Linked DNA regions of Homo sapiens: region 1 is linked to region 2. A link is an interaction called in ENCODE POLR2A ChIA-PET data of the cell type or tissue named here. Cell type or tissue: Panc1. All regions are shown on one strand. Links, peaks and the distances in the headings refer to the core of each region. The heading gives the core; the rest is flanking DNA.

Region 1 (7,787 bases), core at 1,059-6,058, 87 kb after region 2:
TTTTAATTAGTACTTTTAGATTATACAGTGATTAATATGTATTAATATGTAATAAGTAATTAATATGTATTATAATTATAACTTATATTTAATCATACTAATTGTTGCTTATCCTACCCCTTTTTTATGGCTTCTCTGATATTAAGGATTTTACATGATTCTATTTTATCTCCTTCAGAGTGTATCAATTATTCTTGTTTAACAAAGATTTTAGTTATTGCTCTAGAGTTTACAATATACATTTTAATTAGTCTAACTTAACCTTCACATAACACTATACTCATTTATAAGTAGTGCAGGTAACTTACAGCAGAGCATTCTCAATTAATTCCTGTGACAATGCTGTTTTACATTTCACTTATTCATACCTATAATTACCTAATACATTGTTATCATGATTACTTTAAACATACAGTTGTCTTACAGTAGCACCAAAATACAGTTAAAAATAAGAAAAACACAATCCTGTTTTATCTTAATACATTTTTTCTCTGACACTTTTCTTTCTTTCTTTAAATGTAGATCCATGTTTTTAGCCTATTTAGCTTTCCTTCAGCATGAAGAACTTCTTTTAACTTTTCTTATAAGGTTGGTCATCTGGTAACATAATTTTTCCAGTTTGTTTGAGGATGTCCTTATTTCTCTATTTGGAAAGATAATTTTGCTGAAAATTGTAGGTTTTCTTTTTTTCAACATTTTAAATATTTGACTTTTCTGCCTTGTGTGCATGGTTTCTGATCAGAAATTGTTTAATTCTTATCTTTGTTCTTCCACAGGCAAGGTATTCTACCTTTATCTCCTGACCCTCAGCTTCCTTCAAGGTTTTCTTTCTTTTGGGTTTTCTGGAGATTGAATATATAATTTATTATATCTAGGTATTTTTTTTTCTTTTTGTATTTACTCTACTTGGTGCTCTCTAAGCTTCCTGGATCCGTGGTTTTGTGTCTGCCATTCCCTCTTTACTTTCTGAAGTTTACTGAAAATCAGCTGACAAAAAGCAGATTAATAGGAACAAAAGCCATACAAAATATATTTTAATATACATAGCATGGGGAAATCACAGGAGAATAATTAAATAATCCAGTGGGATACAGAATCTTATATTCCTTTCTTCATAGGGGAGGGAGGAGTTGAAAAATTTCAACAATTTTTTGAGGGATAGTAAATGATTATTAAGAACAATGAGTGGACCCAGGTGACAGAAGTAAACTTTAAAATTATTCTCTTTGGAATTTAAATAAGCTGAGAGGCAGACCTTAGTTTTTGAAAAATCCATCCAAATGTAGCTACATTTCTCAGTCTTGTTTTCTGGAGTAAATAATGAGGTTTCAAGGAGGGAATGGAAGATAGTTGTGCTCCTCTTTGGGAGTCCAGTTTTTAGGTAAATAAGGAAACTTTAGAGAACAGCCTCATCCTCTGCTTTGGGAGAGACAGAAGGGTTGAGATTTGAGTCAGGGGAAGGTCAGAGAGAGCTTAAGGCTGTTTCTTCAGCACAACATGTCAGAGTGTCATATTTTGGGGCATTGTTTTCTGTGCCCCAACGTTTCCCTGTCTGAAGCTTTCCTAGAAGTTTCACACACATAAAGCTGAGTTGGTGTCTTTGGAGAGAAAAATACCAAATTAGCAACTGAGTGGCTAAGGATACCATTAAACTAGTTTCCCCTTTCTGTGAATAAGTAAGTTCAGTTAAATAGTTGTGTCTCATTTAAGGAGATGGCATTGCAGATGGGCTCTCACAGCTAGGCCTCTATATGAGGTAGGCAAACAGATTTTTAATAAATGGCATTTCCATAGGAACAGAAGAAAAGGTTAATGCCTGGAGTAATCTATAGAGTAGTTTCTTTAGCATTTGGAGGGCAGTTAGTTGAAAAGATTAATGGCAATCTAACAGAGTTTTTGGTTTATTCTCTCCATGTACAAAATTTGTTCAAATATAAGCTCTGTGTTGATTTCTCTTTAAAGCCTGAGTGACTAGCTTCAGTTTTTAGGGCCTCAGAAAAAAAGGCAGTTTTAATTTTTAGTAATTCCAAGTGAGAAAGGGTGAACGAAAATTAGAAATGTTAGTCTGGTGAATCTAAGATAGATATGGGAAGAAACTAAAAATTTGGGATTCAGTCCAGATAATTAAAAAAACTAATTAAAAAATAGATGGTACTAGAACCGAGTAACATGTATACTATAGGTCTTCTGAAACATAATTTTTCTCTCTCCAGTCTTTCATTTCTACCAAAGATGTTTTCAGCAAGACTAATTTGTTCATAAATAAGTTCAGTTTCATTAACTCTGATTATTTACATAAATAATAATAAATAAATAAGCCTGATTATTTACATAAAGTGCAGTAAGAATAATGATTTATCCTATAGCCTCTTCATAAGTGGCAATTTTGGAACTTTGTATAAGAAATTAAAAGCCTCTTAAGACTAGGAAGCCTGCCTAGGATTAACCTCGCTCTCAGATCGTGTCTGTAAAACTTATACAAATTAAATAAAAACCTCTGCTAACAAGGTCCCCAAAATATCTTGAGGTCCTTGGGCCGCTCAAAAAGTGGCAATTTTTGCTTACTGCAAGGGCAGGAACCCTGTAAAGGAACCATGTAGACAAGGTGCTAGATCAGTTTTTCCAAGGGGATTTTTATTGTCCCCATTAAAGACAACCTCAATCCCTCAAACTAGTTTGGTCATATCTAAAAATATGATTCCAGTCATAACCTTGGTGAAATAAACAGTGTCTGCAATTGCGTCCTATTACAAAAGAGAGCAGATTCTCACTGAACTTATGTAAAAATACTATATTGCCATCAAACAAAAAGATGCATGAACAGTTTCTGAATTCTGGAGAAATCAGGAGAGAAAAAGGTAAATGTTTCAGTTCTGCTCAAAAAATTATAATTTACCAAATTGCTGTAAAGCTATAGACAATCCAAGGGGATTTTTAAAAAGAGTTTTAGAATTTTTAGCCAGTTCAATTGTATGGTTTCAAATTTGTCAGAAACCTGTATTTGTCATTTTTTTTAATCCCTTCGCTGAACTCCTTGAAGACACAACATTTTAGGATTTGCAAAGAGCTTTCAGAAAAAAAAAGGCATCAGAATAATGCATTTGATTGGGGGCAACACAGCTTAAAATGGCCATGGTTAAAGATGCAATTGACAAAGAAATTTGGTTATTTTCTGTGGCCTTCAACAATTTAGCATAATAATCATAATGATGATGGATAACATAAACCAGAGCTAAGAGGAACCTTAGTACTGCTCCTGGGGTTCCATGAAGAAGACAGGGGGTCCCAATATAAGGAGGTCAGTGGCATATTTTTGTGTTTTTCAAGGAGTCTCAGAGTTGCTAGAAGTCCCCTCTAGATCCCTTCATGTGGTATCAAAAGTGGCAAAAAGAAACGGGCAGAGCAAGTGGAAGAACAAGTCTTAGAAGTCAATTTGGGGAGTTTTAAACATTTCAAAAGGCTAATGTAGTTCTAGTTAGCAAGGGTTTAAGAGAAAGGGTTCTAATCTTCTAAGAAGTTTCCTGGGGAGAAAGGATTTAAAAGAGAACAGAGAAAAATATAAGCTTTTAATTAAGCTTTTGACCTTAGAGCTCTATTAAAAATAAATAAATAAATAATTAAATATACAAGCAGCAAACTTTCTGTCACACAACCCACCAGCCTTTTGCTGGACCCAAGAGGACGTGGTGGCAGCGGCAGGAGCAGTGTGTTTCCCTGCACTGCCTGAAGTGGGGTCTACCGCACTTGCTCACTACTTTGTCTGTCAGTGGTGCTGCAGGGTGTGTCTCTCCAGCTCAATAGAGAGGGAAAGACAAATGAAACCAAAACACCAAAAAACCTAAAGAACCACTTGTATCACAGCCTGAATACAAACCGATTTTAAACCAGATATACCTAGACAAATGATCAAAATCAAAACAAATAAGCACACATGAGACTAAAATCAAGAAGCCCTTTATGGCCTTAGCCAAGTTTTCCAAAGAAGGAGCAAAAGCTGTAACCATTCCAAAATTCAGATAACTCCCAATGGTAGTATAAAGGAAGAAAAATTTTGCTAGCAACAAATGGGATACAACCCACATCTCTGTGTGGTCTCATTTTCCAGGACCCCAGTGTCTCAGCTGACCATCTGTACACAAAGGCCTGACAACCCATGTGCTGCATGGACAGAAAATTAAAGGAGACAAATAGTTTGACAACAGGAAATTAAAAACCTGTCTATGGGAGAAGAAAGGATTATAAACAAATGGATATCCCCAAAGGTCAAGAGTCATGCAAATATAAATTGAAAACAATGTAAACTAATTTGTATGAATGTTTTTCTTTTCCTGAGTCAAAGGATTTACATTTCCAAGGAACTGATTTCATGACCTGGAATCAAACCTGGGTTGCAGTGGTGAAAGTGCCCAATCCTAGCCATGAGGCTACAGAGTGCAGTGCCTTTCTTGCAAATCCCACAGAAAATCCAAAACAGGAAGTTTGAGCTTTCAAAGGATTTTAACTTTTGTTCTGGGTCAGATTTATGCTCTTTAGTTTTGTATCTTTTATCTAATTTGATCTTTCTTTCCATAAATAAAAATAAGGTAATTGTTTAGAAAGAGACATCTGTAATATATATATTTTTCCCACATAGGAGTCTTTTTAACTTAAAGATCCATTGTCTGGCCACTAATGACTAATGAATATCTAATGATGTACTTATTTTAATAGTGATTCAATCTAATAAGGCTCTTTATGGAAAGACCAGGAGGTAATTGTTAGGCTTAGAATAAGTTTTACCATATAAGCAAAAGGAGTTCCTGGAAAGGGTGTCAAAGAGACAATGCCCATGATCACCCAAAATTAATGCCTATAAATAGACTAAGAGAGCAAAAAGATGGTTACAGTCACAGATGGTTGAGAACAGTGTTTTCGGAACAGTGTCTCCAGTATCTCACAAATTTGTGGGGGGTTGCCAGTTACAGACCTGTTAATCTGTGATATGGGCAGGTCCTCCTGGAACTGGACTTTCCCAGTACTAATCGGGCAATGAGAGTTGAGACAGCAAAAGGCCTTTATGGATGGTACTTTTTATTGACGTAAACTCCCCTGAGAGCTTGGCATATAGGAAACAAAGAGAGTGTTGTTTAAAATTGCACATATCTTGAGGTTTTTAGTCCTTTCACACTGGCCATCGGATGAGACCCAAAAATCATGCCCCATGATTTTAAGCAAAAATTTAAGCAAAAATTGTCACTTTTTGAGTGGCCCAAGGACCTCAAGATATTTTGGGGACCTTGTTAACCGAGGTTTTTATTTAAAAAAGCTCTATTTTAAGGTGGAGACGGACAGAGTGCTCCCACTTGGTCACAAGTCAAGCCCTCAAGAACATAAAACAAGACAAGAGGAGAACCTCATCCAGTTTTTATTTCAGTGACCCACAGCACAGTTTGTCTTAAACAAGTGCTGATCTGATAAGAACTGTAAAGCTCACAGTCTATAGAGGCTGGCTCAAACAACAGACTGGCAGGGATTTTAGGCCTGTATTTTATTCTATGGTAATCCTCTTTATGATGAAATGACAAAAGAAGACAAAGACAAAGGAAAATCTGTCCTCCAAAAGACCACTAGAGTAGCTAAATAGAAAAGAGTGCTATAAGATGTCTATTACTGGCAATATCGGTTTGCAAGCCAGGAAGAGGAAATCTCCAGCATGAACTTGAAGGCGCTCTCTTCTCGAAGAGGGGAAGAGCAGGTTGGGTTTTATGCCATTCAGGGCCTGTATCATACTTATTTAGCAGGTTTGGGGGGGAAAGTTATACATGTTTTTTGTATATGAGGGGAGCTGAATGCATGTGCAATGGGTAAACACGTGTGTAACATACACACCATGTTTATTTGGGCAGTGTTTTAGCATTAACATGAGGTGGAATTTGGCTCCTTACATTAGAAGGCAAACTGTAGGCCGGGCTTGGTGGCTCATGCCTGTAATCCCAGCACTTTGGGAGCCCTAGGCGGGCAGGTCACGAGGTCAGGAGATCGAGACCATCCTGGCTAACACAGTGAAACCCCGTCTCTACTAAAAATACAAAAAATTAACTGGGCGTGGTGTCACACGCCTATAATCCCAGCTACTCCGGAGGCTGAGGCAAGAGAATTGCTTGAACCTGGGAGGCGGAGGTTGCAGTTAGCCGAGATCACGCCACTGTATTTCAGCCTGGGTGACAGAGCAAAACTCCATCACAAAAAAAAAAGAAAAATGAAAAAAAAAAGGCAAACTGTAGGACACAAAGACAGTTTGTATATGCAGCCTCTATAAGCTGGCTGAAACTGGTTTAAGGACTGTGATAGCTTATCAGGAAAGAATGTAAGGTCAGTCCTTTGTCCAGTCAGAGTTGTAGTGGTCTGGGTTTTAACCAGTTGATAGCTCCTATTGTTAGGGAGCTGAGCAAGGGTGTGGGTTTTCTTATTGTAATAGGAATTTAGAATTTGCCATGCCAGCCAGTCCCTGAACCCTCGACCTGTAGATGGCTTTTTTTTCCCTTAAATTTAGGGCCCATCTTACTTGATAAAGGGGTATCTATTTTGGTCTCTCAGATCACAAAACAAAGGTATTTCTGGGAGAAAAGGGATCAGACAGTGTGAATATTTATACCAAAAAGACACCAGAGTTTTTACACCTAAGACTAGTCACAGAAATTCTTTTCTACTATGAGTCTTAAATTTGGAAAGGAAAAAGAGAAAATCAGTAATTTTTACTGTCTGCTTCACTGGATTCCACAAAAATACATGCAGAAATCTGACTGGTAAGAAAATTTTACTTTTTTTTGTTTTTTTGGCCAACCTGTCAGGTCCCAGTTTCTCTAGACTGTGGCTTCTAGAAGAGCAGAGCTGTTTGGTTACCCTGCTTGCAGGACCAAAACTGTAGGGACCAAGAGGGAAAGCTTCCTCCTTTACCTTCTGAAGTTCACTGAAAATCAACTAACAAAAGGCAGGAACAAAAGCCATACAAAATTTATTTTAACACTCATAGCCTGGGGGAATTGCAGGGGAATGATCACCCACTAACCTGATGTAGTACAGAAGCTTATATTACCTTCTTAGAAGAAGAAGGAGATGGTGAATGTAAGCAATTCTTTTGAGGAATAGTTAATAATTGTATATGCAGCCTCCATAAGCTGGCTGAAACTGATTTAAGAACTGTAATAGCTTATCAGGAAAGAAGGTAAGGTCAGTCCTTTGTCCAATCAGTGTTGTAGTGGTCTGGGTTTAAACCAGTTGACAGCACCTATTGTTAGGGAGCTGAGCAAGGGTATGGGTTTTCTTACTGTAATAGGAAACCAGGAACCCAGTTTTCTTATTGTAATAGGAACCCAGTAGACAGAGTAGACAGAAATTAACTTGTAACTGATTCTTTTTGGACTTTGAATGAGCTGAGAGGCAAACATTGCTTGAAAAAGGCTGTCCAGGTATGGTTGCATTCCTCAGTCTTATTTTCTGAGATAGATAATGAGATTTCAGGGAAGGCATGGAAGGCAATTGTGTTCTTTAGGGGTCTGTTACTTAGGTAGATAAGGAAGCCTTAGTTAACAGCCTTATCTTGTGCTATGGGAGAGACAAAAGCGTTGAGACACAGGAGTAGGGGTGAGGTTAGAGAGACCTTGAGGTTGCTTCTTTAGCTCAGCATGTTAAAGAAAGTGCCATATTTGGGGACACAGTTTTCTCTGTGCTGAATTAGCATGGCTTGTAATTTTTTTTTAAAGTTGGAATGTTGAATTGTGTAATAAGAACTGAAGTAAGTAAGCCTT
Region 2 (7,787 bases), core at 1,897-6,896:
GGTACAAAACTAAGGTACTTAACCAAGAAGGTGAAATATCTCTACCCTGAAAACTATAAAACTTTGATGAAAGACATAGAAAAAGACACAAAAAAATGGAAATGTATTTTGTGTTCATGGTTTGAAAGAATTAACATTGTCCAAAATGACCATACTACCCAAAGAGATCTACAAATTTAATGCAATTCCTATCCAAATACCAATGATATTCTCCACATAAATAGAAAAAATATCCTAAAATTCATATGGAACCACAAAAGACTTTGAATAGCCCAAGCAATTCTGAACAAAAAGAGTAAAGCTGAAGGCTTCTTTTACCAAAGAAGTGAAAAATCTCTAGAAGAAAAACTATAAAACACTGATAAAAGAAATTGAAGAAGACACAAAAAATGGAAAGATATCCCATGATCATTGATTGGAACAACTAATATTGTTAAAATGTCTACACTACCCAAAGCAGTCTACACATTCAAAGCAACATCTATAAAACTACTAACATTAAATAATCCTAAAATTTGTAAGAAAACCACAAAAGACTCTGATTAGCTAAAGAAATCCCAAACAGCCAGGGGTAGTGGCTCATGCCTATAATGCTAGCAGTTTGGGATGCTGAGGTAGGTGGATCACTTGAGGCCAGGAGTTTGAGACCAGCCAGGCCAACATGGTGAAACCTTGTCTCTACCAAAAATACAAAAATTAGCTAGGCATGGTAGCACACACCTGTAATCCCAGCTACTCAGGTGACTGAGGCACAAGAATCACTTGAGCCTCGGAGGTGAAGGTGGCAATGAGTGGAGACTGTGCCACTGCACTCCAGCCTGGGCAACAAAGCAAGAGTCTGTCTCAAAAAAAAAAAAAAAAAAAGAAAAGAAAAGAAAAGAAAAAATATCCTGATCAAAAAGAACAAAGCTGGAGGCAGGCATCACACTTCCTGATTTCAAATTATATTACCAAACTATAGTAACCAAAACAGCATGGTATTGGTATACAAACAGACACATAGGCCCATAGACCTATGGAACAAAATAGAGAAGGCAGAAATAAATCCACGCAGTTACAGCAAACTCATTTTTGACAAAGGTGCCAAAAATGTGTAATGGGAAAAAGACAGTCTCTTTAATAAATGGTGCTGAAAAAATTGGGTATCCATATGCAGAAAAATGAAACTGGATTCCTATCTCTTACCATATACAAAAGTCAACTAAAGATGGATTAAATATTTAAATTTAAGACCTGAAACTATGAAACTACTGAAAGAGAATTGAGAAAATGCTACAGGACATTACTCTTGGCAAATATTATCTGGGGGTAAGTTGCAAAAAGCACAGGGAAGAAAACCAAAAATAGACAAATGGTATTATACCAAGCTAAAAATCTTTGAAACAGCAATGAAAACATTAGCAAAGTGAAGAGATGACCTACAAGATGGGGGAAAATATTTGAAAACCATTCATCTGACAAGGGATTAATAAGCAGAATATATAAAAAACTCAAACAACTCAACTGCAAAAGAAAATTCGATTAAAAATGAGCAAAAGACATGAATCAATATTTCTCAAAAGAAGACATATGAATGATCAACAGGTATATGAAAAAATGCTCTGTATCACTAATCACCAGGGAAATGCAAATCAAAACCACAATGAGATAATACCTCACTCCAGTTGGAATGGCTAGTATCAAAAAGACAAAAGTCAGGAAGTATTGGCAAGGATGTGGAGAAAAGGAACACTTACACATTGTTGGGGTTGTAAACGAGTGTGGCCATTATGAAAAACAGTATGGTAGTTCCTCAAATAATTAAAAATAGAACTGCCATATGATCCAGCAATCGTACTACTGGGTATATACCCAAAGAAATGAAATCAGCATGTAAAAAATATAACTGCACTCCCATATTTATTGCAACACTATTCACGATAACGAATATATGGAATCAACTTAAGTGTCCAACAAGGGATGAATGAATGAAGAAAATGTGATATATATATATATAGATATGGAATATTATATATTCCATATCTATATATATATATGGAAACTATTCAACCATTAAAAAGAATGAAATGTGTTATTTGTGACAAGGATGAATCTGAAGGACATCATGTATAGTAAAATAAGCCAGGCACAAAGAGACATATATCACATGTTCTCATTCATATGTGGAATCTTAAAATTTTTTTACATCATAGAAGTAAAGAGTAGAATAGCAGTTATCAGTGATTAGAGAAGGGAGGGGATGGGGGACAAGGGAGAGTTTATTCAATGGGTACAAAGTTATAATTTGATAGGAATAATAAGTTTTCATAATCTATTGCACAGTTGGGTGACTGTGGTTAACAGAAAAACATCGTATATTACAAAATAGCTAGAAGAGAGGCTTTTGAACATTCTTACCCCAAATAAATTATAAATGCACGAGGTGATGGATAGATTAACTAGTCTGATTAGATCACTGTACAATATATATATAAGCACTGAAACATCATATTGTATCCCATAAATACATACAATTGCAATGTGTCAAAAAATAAAAACATTTTAAAAATAAATTTTACAAAGGAGAGGTTTTATCTTATAAGAAATACTGAGAAATAGAGATTTAAAAGTCTTGCAATTTAAACTAAAAAAAACCACTTTTCTAGCCTTGACAACGTGGCAAAACTCTGCCTCTACAAAAAAAAAAAAATACAAAAATCAGCTGTGTGTGGTGGTGTGTGCCTGTAGTCCTGGGTACTCAGGAGCCTGAAATGGGAGAATCACTTGAGCCTGGGAGGTCGAGACTGCAATGAGCCGTGACCATGCCACTGCGCTTCAGCCTGGGCAACAGAGTGAGGCCCTGTATCAAAATAAATAAATAAATAAATAAATAAATAAATAAATAAATAAATAACTTTTCTGATTGATAAATGGAAATTCAGATTAGACATTCCTGCAACAACTAAAATGACCCACTCATGTTCCTCCTTCCCCTGGGCTCCAGGACTCAAGTTCAAAAGACAGTGTAGCAGTAGCTTATGCAGTACTATATTAAATATAAATTGGTACAAATATTCTGACAAGAAAAAAAGCTAACATTCTCTACAGGTTAAAAGCCTTGAACATGTATATATACTAGTAATTCTGCTGGTTGGAATTCATAAAAGATAAATAATCAAATAACCCAGGTAGTTAAAAGGGAACCAACCTAAATGTGAACTGTAAAAGTTTAATTAAATAAACAGTGTTATATTCAGAGAGCCATCATTGCTTTATTTCAAACACACATACACACACACACAAATCAACATTGACAGTTTTTCAAAGTTAAGGTGAAATGGAACAGTTCCTCCTGATCAGCACCCTTTGGATCGTATATGGGTAGTCTATGTGGGTAGTCTAGACTTCTACTCATGAGATGGTTAAACAAGTACATCTTCTTGATTATGTCAGGCAGGGAAGTTGTTCACTATGCTACATATGACTGTTTGCCATCCTTGTCCCTACAGTGGAAAAGTTCAGTTTGATTATGGAGTAGAAAATCACTATTTACAGCAAGAGGAATTTAAATACCAATAGTATAGTAAAATATAAAAAGAAGATGTAAATGGTGTTAACATTAAGATGGCCTATAGAAATCATCATTGCTTTACCTGTGCCCTAAATAGAAAAAATGACAAAAATTCTAGCTAAAATCTGTCAGAAAGAAGCAGAGTTATGAGTAAGGATTTTTCAGAGAAGTATGTGAAGCAATCACAATTGTAAGATTAAGTTTTACTTTGCATATAGGTTATATATATATATTTTTTACAAATGGTTTTACACTTACTCAAAGTGTTAAAGTGAGAATCAATTGAAGCTAGAAATTCTCACAATTTTCATGGAGTGCTACCCTTGAAGGTTTCAAGCGTCTGCTCATTACAATTTTAAATGCATTTAGTTAAGTCTAGCATTTATTTTCCTTTTTCTACCTGTAAATAATACACTGGTAACACTAAAAATTCACTTTGGAGAAGATGCTATTTTTCCACAGAACAGAGTTAGGGCAGTGGTCAAAAATCATTTTTAACACACTCCAAGTGTATCCCCCTCTGTTTAAAGAGCAAGGGCAGGTATCTGATCTTATCAATCTCCATGTTCCTGAGTGTCCAACAGTTGAAGATACTAAGCAAATGTGTGTGGTGCAAAGACCACTCTGAGATAATCCCCACTCCATAGAAGTTGATGCATTCATTGTTCCCTGACTACAATTGCCCCTTTTCTCTGCTTAGAAAGTTCTTATTCAGGCCAGGTGCAGTGGCTCATGCCTGTAATCCCAGCACTTTGGGAGGCCGAGGCAGGTGGATCACAAGGTCAGGAGTTCAAGACCAGCCTGGCCAATATGGTGAAATCTCGTCTCTACTAAAAATAAATAAATAAATAAATAAATAAATAAATAAATAAATAAATACAAAAATTAGCCGGGCATGGTGGTGAGTGCCTGTAGTCCCAGCTACTAGGGAGGATGAGGCAGAAGAATCGCTTGAACCTGGGAGGCAGAAGTTGCAGTGAGCCGAGATGGTGCCAACGCACTCCAGCCTGGGTGACACAACGAGACTCCGTCTCAAACAAACAAACAAAACAAACAAACAAAACCAGTTCTTATCCATTCCGCTGTGCCTGTTGAAACCTCGTTCTTCCCCGGGTCACTGTCTCTAGTTTCTTTTACTGATTAGCTGAGACCACCATCATTTCCTTTTTCTTTAGTACTGGTATTTTTGTCTGTTTCACTCCCAATATTACATACATTATCTTAATTATAAACTATCTTTCATAATTACACACTTTATGCATCATAATGTTTCTTCCTTGCAAGCAACAGAAACCAACTCTGGTTAACAAAAGTGAAAGGAAACTTATTGGAAGAATATCAGGGTAGGGGTGAGGGCTCATAAAATTAAGTTGGTAGATGAGGCTTCAGACCATGATTCAAGAGAATTCGGGAAGGATAGGATTTTGTAGCAGAAATCACAGTAACAATCCAATAGCTAGAACAGAGGTGAGAACATCATCATGGTGATGGCTGTTCCTGAGTCACTCAAATTCCTTTTAATATCTTAAAAACGAGGACCCGAATGGTAGATTGAGGCCACAGATAAAACCTCTACTAGTGGCCTGGGGAGAAAAAATGATTTGACCCCTTTGCTTTTCTTTTCCTTTTTTTTTTTAATATTTTTTTGAGACGGGAGTCTCACTCGGCTGCCAGGCTGCAGTGCAATGGCGTGCCATCTCGGCTCACTGCAACCTTCGCCTCCCGGGTTCAAGCGATTCTCCTGCCTCAGCCTCCCGAGTAGCTGGGACTACAGGAGCCCACCGTCACTCCCAGCTAATTTTTGTATTTTTAGTAGAGATGGGGTTTCACCATGTTGGCCAGGATGATCTCTAGATCTCTTGACCTTTTAGAAAAGCCCCCACTTGCTTTTCTAAAAGGAAGGGAGAGGCATGGAATTCACACACATGAGGAAAGAGAGCGGATTTCCAAAAAGAAAATTGTTGGGGGGGTCATTATGAGGAAGCATAAATGAGGAGCAGCCATCTATTTATTAAACTTTAATTAGATTATTAGTTCCTGAGGCACAAGGAATACCTTCCCCCCACTCCCGCCGCCCCGAGACGGAGTCTTCCTCTGCCACCCAGGCTGGAGTGCAGTGGGGCCATCTTGGCTCACTGCAACCTCCGCCTCCCAGGTTCAAGCAATTCTCCTGCCTCTAATTTGCCTCTCTTGCCGGCTAATTCGTACTTTTAATAGAGACGGGGTTTCACCTTGTTAGCCAGGATGGTCTCGATTTCCTGACCTCGCGATCCGCCCGCCTCGACCTCCCAAAGTGCTGGGATTACAGGCATGAGCCACAGCCGCCTAGCTAGGAAAATCTCTTATGCTACTTTTTCAGCAGGATTCAATAATGCCTTGGACAAGTAGAAGGTCAGGTATTAGCTGGAGAAAAAGAGGGATGGAGACAGAGGTGGTATTATTTACTGAAATCATATGACTGGGTTACATGTGGTCCATGAATGCTGTCATTATTCTGATGCCCGTAAGTCAAAACCAGGTAAGCAGCACTCATTCTAGAAGGCTGCCTTAATGAGACTTGTGCACGGAGACTGCACAAACTGGAAAGTTCACACATTAACAAAGAATACATGTAATAATGCTCTTACTATAGTACATGATTAAAGGTATTCAGTAAGTTATAGTTATAGTATCAGAGTTAAGTCTTCTCCACTGGTACAGAGGAGCGTACTATCCCGGCCTTTAAAAAATATCCCCTTTGTTGATCATCCAGCCTGTCCAAAAGCTCCACAGAGGAACGATGTGGCCCTATATTTAATATCTTCCCACTGGTAAAGTAAGAATCAGTGATTCTTGAGTGATGCAGCAGATATCAGGCAGGCTCAGTTAAGTATCTGTACCATTTTAAAAATGATACAATGAATAATCCTGTCCAACTACTGTTTGAAAAACAAATAAATTGCTAATAAAATATATTAACTACAACAAAATTCCAGTCTTCCCCAACCCAGAAAATTTGTTAGGAAGTAAAAGCATTCACTAGACACATTGTGTAAGGAATATTTTCAGTGTTCTGGCTTTACTTAGTTATTTCCTCATTTCCAAGTTAAGCCAAACAAATACGAGGAAGATGACAATGCCAGGAAACTTGCCTCCATCCTCCTTTCCTATGACTGCACCTGCTGTCAGGGTGCTGACCAAAGTTGAAAGGTCAGTATTCACCTGTGGCAGATGTGCCTCATTATGATAAACACTTCGATGTTGGAAATGGTTCTGTTCACAGATAGTTTATCATTCAGGTGAGAAATAGAAATGTGAGAGAGCTTCACTGCTGGAAATCTTATTTCATATTTGAGTGCAATTAACCAGCTGATAAACAGGCTTTTGTTTTCCATCTGAATGGCCAATGCCCATTCATTTGGGATATGTCAAATGAGCAACAATAACAATAAAGTTTATGTATTTTGGCTCTCATTTGCTCTAAAACCTGCAGTAACCTCCTGCATTGGAATCAAGAACCTGAACTGAGTGTGCAAAATAATTATCTTCCAGAATCCACCTGGTGGTGAGGATATGGAAGATTATCTTGTTTTGAACTGGAAATAAGGAGTAAATAATGCATTTTTATTTCAATGGCTCTTTATTTTAGTGCAATCAGAACATGCTTGTAAGCCCTAGTATTCTATATTCCATATGCTTATATCACTTAAACACAGAGAAGATGTACTTCACCACATTTCTAAACATATTCTAATTTTAAAATTAGACAATATTGTCCTATGACAATATCATATTATCTGAAGTATCTTATAGCCATTTTCTAAACACTTATTGATAATACTGAGGACGTTCTGTCATTGCTTAATTTTGACCATAAACTCTAAATTTTGCATCTTCACTTTATTTTTCCTCCTCATCCATATATTTTCCAGCACACCATAGTCATCTCCTTTTTAAAAAATAAATCTAAACAGTAAGATCCTCTCTCCCTGTTTTGGCTTAATGTGGTATTTTCACAAATGTAGATGACACACGATTTCATTGTTTTTTTTTTCCTCACAGGGATGATTGAAAAGAAAAGCCACCTATATCCTCTTGCTTAGTTTCCCTTGACAAAAATGATTAAAGTGAGCTGTGTAGCCCTGTAACCATGGAACAGATTTCCTGTACAATGTTCATAGCTTTGGCAAAGTAATTATTATTGCCGCACAACTTCTGGTAGAATTTGTGAAATAATAGAAATTACATTATTAGCTGT

What was found. Peaks named below come from ENCODE experiments on the same cell type or tissue, not always from the same donor. Only the 100,000 strongest peaks of a DNase experiment are listed, where the experiment ranks them.
Region 1: POLR2A ChIA-PET joins it to region 2 with 5 read pairs; 2 of 35 experiments call an interaction of 5 or more read pairs at or near these places.

Annotation. Positions count from the first base shown.
Region 1 is chr5:92,776,215-92,784,001 of GRCh38, reverse strand. No RefSeq gene overlaps it. Among named protein-coding and RNA genes, the nearest start is that of LINC02058, 160 kb to the left of the region's middle. In Panc1, for the core only: no CTCF peak of the experiment used is centred there; no DNase peak of the experiment used is centred there; H3K27ac peaks cover 4,353 bases.
Region 2 is chr5:92,863,727-92,871,513 of GRCh38, reverse strand. No RefSeq gene overlaps it. Among named protein-coding and RNA genes, the nearest start is that of LINC02058, 72 kb to the left of the region's middle. RefSeq lists a silencer at 6,558-6,852. In Panc1, for the core only: no CTCF peak of the experiment used is centred there; no DNase peak of the experiment used is centred there; H3K27ac peaks cover 1,437 bases.